Linked DNA regions of Homo sapiens: region 2 is linked to region 1. A link is a loop called in an ENCODE intact Hi-C map of the cell type or tissue named here. Cell type or tissue: A673. All regions are shown on one strand. Each heading gives the region's core, and the rest is flanking DNA. Links, peaks and the distances in the headings are about the cores only.

Region 1 (2,925 bases), core at 311-2,810:
TTGAACTCCTCTTTTAGAAATTGCTTCTATATTATTTTTTATAGTCATATGGTCTTTAAAAACAGCATTCCTAAACTCACTCATGAGCAAAACTTACCTCATGTGACATGCTTTTGCTATTACTAAGATTATTTTGAAAGAATATAGCGCAATAGAGTATACTCTGTACTGCTCATAATAGAGACACTCTCCAAGGGACAGCTACGATCACTCCATAATAACCTGAGCCAACTAACTACTCAGTCACCTTTGTGCAATCCATCCCCATGCCACCTATGACCCAAAAGACCTCCTCTAAATGTCTGTTTGATTAAAAGACAGCATACCACACCACTTCACCACTATGGCTGAACCAAGCCAGGTGGAAGTCAATAATCTCACTTAGCCATGATGCATGGGAGGACCAGATTTACCAGAATTTAGTCCAGCTCTTGAGAAAGGCTTACTGGGCAAGTTTGGATGCATCAACTCAAGCAACTCATGAAGCAGTTATTCTAAATAACTTATCTGATTGCCAAGAGGCCAACATCAGACACTGGGTCTGGGGCCGTATCAAATCTGCCAATTTACTTCCTCATTGTAATGACTCCTGTGGTGGGCAGGTAATTATCCCTGGTTTGACCCAGTATTCATCCTCTTTCCTCTGAGAGTGGCATGGGGTACAACAAGAACAACATAGGGTCACCTACACCCCCTTTCTGCTGGTTCTCGCAACTATGTAATTGCTGGTCAGTGATTCCAAGTTGTAAGTGTTGTTTCCTGACAACTTTATCATCCTCTAAGAAATTAAAATCACATTCTATGGTTACTAATGCTGTGATCCACATTTGGTTTTATAAAAATTCCTATTTTTAGTTTAGTTTTTTTAGTACATAAATTTTATCTGTCAATAAAAAAATGTTAAAGTGACATGTTAGAAAATTTTAGTCTAGTTATATAATGTAAAGAATTTTTAAATTTAAAAAATTGATTTATTAAAAAAAGGTTCTAGAGCTATTTCAAAAATAGTTTAAGAATAAAATCTTCATAGGCAGCTCCAAATTTGCTAAATTTGCTACACAAATTTAAATGACTTGCATAGCATTTAAATTTATATTCTAATGGATATAGCTAAGAAACATGATTAAATGAAGCAATCCTTTAAAAAAAGTAAACAAAAACTGGTGTTTATAGTGACACAGAAATTCTCAAAGATTCATCTCAAGAATACAGATATCCTCCAATGAAAAATATTAATAAATGTTAACAAAAGTTAATAAATCAGTATGTCTAACAATCCATATAACTCTTACAGACATTTCAGTAGAAATGAAATCACGTGATCTCACAAACTATCATAGCCAATGGGAAAGGGAAAGGGTTTTTCACCATGAAAGACTTTTCGGGTTGTGTGGGCTGTTAATGATTGCCTCTGTTCCAACTTCAACCTTTTTGCTTGTTTTATGAAAATGGATCTGGACCCTTAAAATACTTTTTCCTAGATAGTCACTCCATGTGAAGTTTTGCCAAGAGAGGGCACTAGTGAGACACAGGAAAGGGCAAGAGGAGCGGCTTTTGCTTTCTGGGGTCCTCCTGTGGCATGGGGGCTTCCCCAGTCTGCAGGTCCTGCAGCAAATGCAGCTTCTCCTGTGACCAGCTCCTACAGTGTACAAGAGCCAGCAGCAACCAGCAGGTTCCCTCAACACTCACCTTGGGTGCGTTTTTGGTAGACTGCCCCTGGCAAGACACCTCCCTAGTAAAGTGGATTACTGGTAAGTTCCATCAACAAGGTGACTTCTCTGCTTTCCAGTGAGCCTGAGCCAGGCCCTCTCCAACATGATATGGATCACAGTCCCAGGGGGCCTCTTCTTTGGGCATTCTATCTCAGCCTTAGTAGTAGTAGCTCTTAAGTTCATATTATATAATATTACATCTGCTAGTCTTACATTCTTGAGAGTCTCTTCACCTCTTATCAATCTCTAACTTCCAATCCCTGGTTATATTTATAGGCTTTTACATTAAACTTTCCCTATTCAAATTATCATGCAGTTTCTCTCTCCTGATTGGACAAAGATTGATATCCAATTCCAGCAAATGAATGTGCAACAGAAAGCACTGTTTTCTAATTCTTCTTTGTGTAACTTAGGATAAATATTCCTACTTATAATTAACAATATTGATATAAAGACAAAAGCAACCAAAAATTTTTTTAAAAAAATATTTCATTTACTTATGGCTAAATAGCTTTTTATTCCCATATGAAAAATCAAAGAAAACCAAGTAAGAATGTTTCCTCATTTAATATTATTCACACATAGGAAAAAAAATTCCAGTGGAAAGTACTAAAAACATGAAGCAAATAAATTTGTGGAAAAAAATACTTGTCTAGTTTGTACACAGCAGATAAATGAAAGAATTAGGTCAATTTTACAAACCACTAGAAATGAAAAGAAAAAGATCTCAACTAATGAATGAACTTCAGATGATATTTTCATTATCTATCCTGTTTTGTTAATGTGAGTAGAAAATCACAAAAATAAACAACTATTCAACAGGATAGATGAAAATCAAGTAACATTAGGCAAGAAAAAGAGGAAGAAGAAAATATTTTCACACCTTATGAAATGGACTGACGTGGATAACTGCCAACAAACTAATTTTATAAGCAACTTAAACTCTGAAGGAAGTCTGTTGATTTTTAGAAATTTTATATTTTATAGTTAGAATTACCTAAAAACAGTTTGCCCACTCAATATAAAATCTGCAATTTATAAAGCTCTTTCGCACAGATTCTTACATGTAGATAACAATATCAACAAAAAGATCACTCCCCTTCCTGTACCCCAGGTTCCAAATTGTGAACTTCCAGAACAGGCAGCAAAAATGTGCATATTAAGGTAACACGGCAAGAAAACATCTGGACATGAGGGCTACAGTTAAAGATTA
Region 2 (2,925 bases), core at 323-2,822, 430 kb after region 1:
TTTCCTACATCTAAATTCAGCTGAAGGTTGCAGCCCAAGTCCATAGTATTTCACAAGTCTTAACAAGCAGAACCCAAGGATGCTGCCAGGTTTTTAGACTGCCAATGAAACTGGAAGAGCAGAGAGTTTGCTGAGGGTGAGCCTTTATGAAGGAATGTTCAAATCCAAGACCCTGAATGTCTTACAGACACATGAAAGAGTCCATGGGACACAACTGTCAGACTCGGGTGTTTATTTTGGCCCCAGACTCTCTTCTCATCTCCTCTGTGCTTTCTGCCAACTGGCAGCTGTCCTCAAGGTCAGACCCTTTATTAAAAAATCAGCAACTTAAATAAAAACCAGTAATGCTTTCAGCAAGTATAATCCGTTTTACTTGAGAAGTGTTTCAACTAGTATTTCTTTTGATGCAAAGAAAGTTTGAAAATATGATATAAATAAAATATTTTAGAACTCACATCTACGACCTCTAGGACCAAATTTGTATTTTTCAGCCATGGAAAAACACTCCTTACTGAATAAGTATTAGACCCCAGTCTATGATGAAAATTTTCCACGTGGCCAAAAGAAAACAAATGCAAATAATACCATCATGATATAATCGACTTTGAAGCTATGATTTTATGTTCCTTAAGTCTCCAAATAAGTTTTAACCCTGTTAGTTGTATTTTAAAAGGAATCATTCTTTGCAGATGTCAAACCAGATGTTAAAATGCGTTTCTTTACTATTTGTCAAAGCATTACATGTAGTCACATTTGCAAGATGGGAGACCTGGAGTTCTGGAGTTCTGGACTAGAGCTGGCAACCTGGATTCTGCATACCTGATTAGGTCTATAAAATGTCCTCAGGCATATAAAATCCGTGCATTAGAAGTCAATTCTCGAAAGTCAAAACATCATATAGGACTTTTGCTGACCAAAAACTAAAGGTATGTGTAGGAGCTGATGTGCCATAGCTTAAAGAGTACAGGTTCAGTGGTTACACTGAGCAGTGCTCAAGGCCAAGCTTGTCCCTTCTTAGCAAGACAACCTTGGGTCAACCACTTAGCCTACCTCAAAGTTAATTTTTGATTGTTTCAATTGTGCTTTAAGTGAGAAAAATCATAAATATATTGTATACATCATATATATTCATCACATATATTATTGATATATATAAATTGGCAGCTCAATTCCTCTCATTGCTCAGGTCTAAATCCCTGGAGTCATCTTGTCTTCTCTTTTCCTCTTACACTTCCTATCTAATCTGCCAGCAAATTCTGCCAGCTTTGCTTTCAAACTATATCCAGAGTCCGAACACATCTCATCACCTCCATTGCCACCATTCTGGAGGTTGGTGCCATAGGCTCTCCCTGGATGATGGAAGCAGTCTCATCTTCTCTGGTCTCTCTGCTTCTTATTCTCTTAATTTCAACACAGAAGCCAAAGTAGTCCTTTAAAGACACAAGCCAGATCATGACACTCATTGGCTCAAGGTTCCCTGGCTTGTGATTTTCCTTCTCTCTCAGAGGAAAGCCAAAGTCCTCCCCCTGTACTGATAAGACCCTGAGGCTCTGGCCTCTCCTTCGCCTCTCACTCATTTCTTATCACTGTCTAAGCCCATCCCCATCACTCTCTGCTCCCTCTCCCAGCCTTACTAGGCTCTTTGCCAGGTCCTATCTCAGATCTCTGCACTTGTGGCTCCCTCTACCAGCGGAGGCTGGTGCATTAACCCAGGTACAAGATTACAAGGACAAAATATTAGAATTGAATCACTGAGATTCAAAAAGATACGGGGAAATCCAAGGCACATTTAAGAATGAGATATGATATCTCAAATAGGAGCAAGGGGATTAAAAAGGGTAAAAATAAAATCTGTGTTCCTATATTGTCTAAAGATATTTTTGGCCAGGTGTGGTTGCCTGGTAATCCCAGCACTATGGGAGGCAGAAGGAATGAGGATTGCTTGAGCTCAGCAGTTCAAGACCAGCCTGGGCAACATAGTGAGACCTCGGCTCTACTAAAATTTTTTAAAAACATTACCGGCCGGGCACGGTGGCTCACGCCTGTAATCCCAACACTTTGGGAGGCCGAGGCGGGTGGATCACGAGGTCAGGAGATGGAGACCATCCTGGCTAACACGGTGAAACCCCGTCTCTACTAAAAATACAAAAAAAAAAAATTAGCCAGGCGCAGTGGCGGGCACCTGTAGTCCCAGCTACTCGGGAGGCTGAGGTAGGAGAATGGTGTGAACCCGGGAGGTAGAGCTTGCAGTGAGCCAAGATACCGAGATAGCACCACTGCACTCCAGCCTGGGCGAAAGATCGAGACTCCGTCTCAAAAAAAAAAAAAAAAATTATCCAGGCATGGTGTCACGAACCTGTAGTCTCAGCTACTCAGAAGGCTGAGGCAGGAGGATCATTTGAGCCCTGGAGGTCAAGGTTGCAGTGAGCCATGATCGTGCTACTGCACTCCAGCCTGGACAACAGAGTGAGACCTACTCTCAAATAAATAAATAAACTGCTTAAATAACTTATTATATATTAGGTGACAAAAGTTTTCAGGTATAGGTTTGGTGTGCATTTCGTAGTTAGCATTGCAAACTATCTCCTAACTCTAAAATTCTATAATTAGCAGATACTATAAAAATGATTATGAAAATCAAATACAGATGATTTCTCACATAACTCTGCTTATAGAGTATTGACACAGTCTTATTTAAATATCAAATTTAGGTTGTCATATTTTAAAAAGTTTTTTCCAGATGTATGGTTTCATGAGAAGCCATCTGCAACTTCCAAAAATTTATTCGGAGCCCATGAAGTTTTAATGTTTCCGCACTTTGAGGTCTCCTATTGAATATTCCACTTTTCTCATGATCTAAGTGTTTTGTTTGATTCTTTATAGGCTTCTGAGCAAGATCACCATTTGGAGACAGACTTATCTAAA

Evidence for each region. Hi-C counts contacts between places; a loop is a spot of excess contacts. Peaks named below come from ENCODE experiments on the same cell type or tissue, not always from the same donor. Only the 100,000 strongest peaks of a DNase experiment are listed, where the experiment ranks them.
Region 2: it touches region 1 in a loop (2.5-fold over the local background); 21 of 110 quality-filtered maps call a loop at or near these places.

What each region holds. Positions count from the first base shown.
Region 1 is chr12:26,016,395-26,019,319 of GRCh38, reverse strand. All of the region lies in intron 2 of RASSF8 (Ras association domain family member 8), which reads right to left. Among named protein-coding and RNA genes, the nearest start is that of RASSF8-AS1, 58 kb to the right of the region's middle. In A673, for the core only: a CTCF peak has its summit at 1,514 (motif pointing right); a DNase peak (open chromatin) is centred at 1,539.
Region 2 is chr12:25,582,422-25,585,346 of GRCh38, reverse strand. It overlaps a transcript of LMNTD1 not described here. Among named protein-coding and RNA genes, the nearest start is that of LMNTD1, 31 kb to the right of the region's middle. In A673, for the core only: a CTCF peak has its summit at 1,711; no DNase peak of the experiment used is centred there.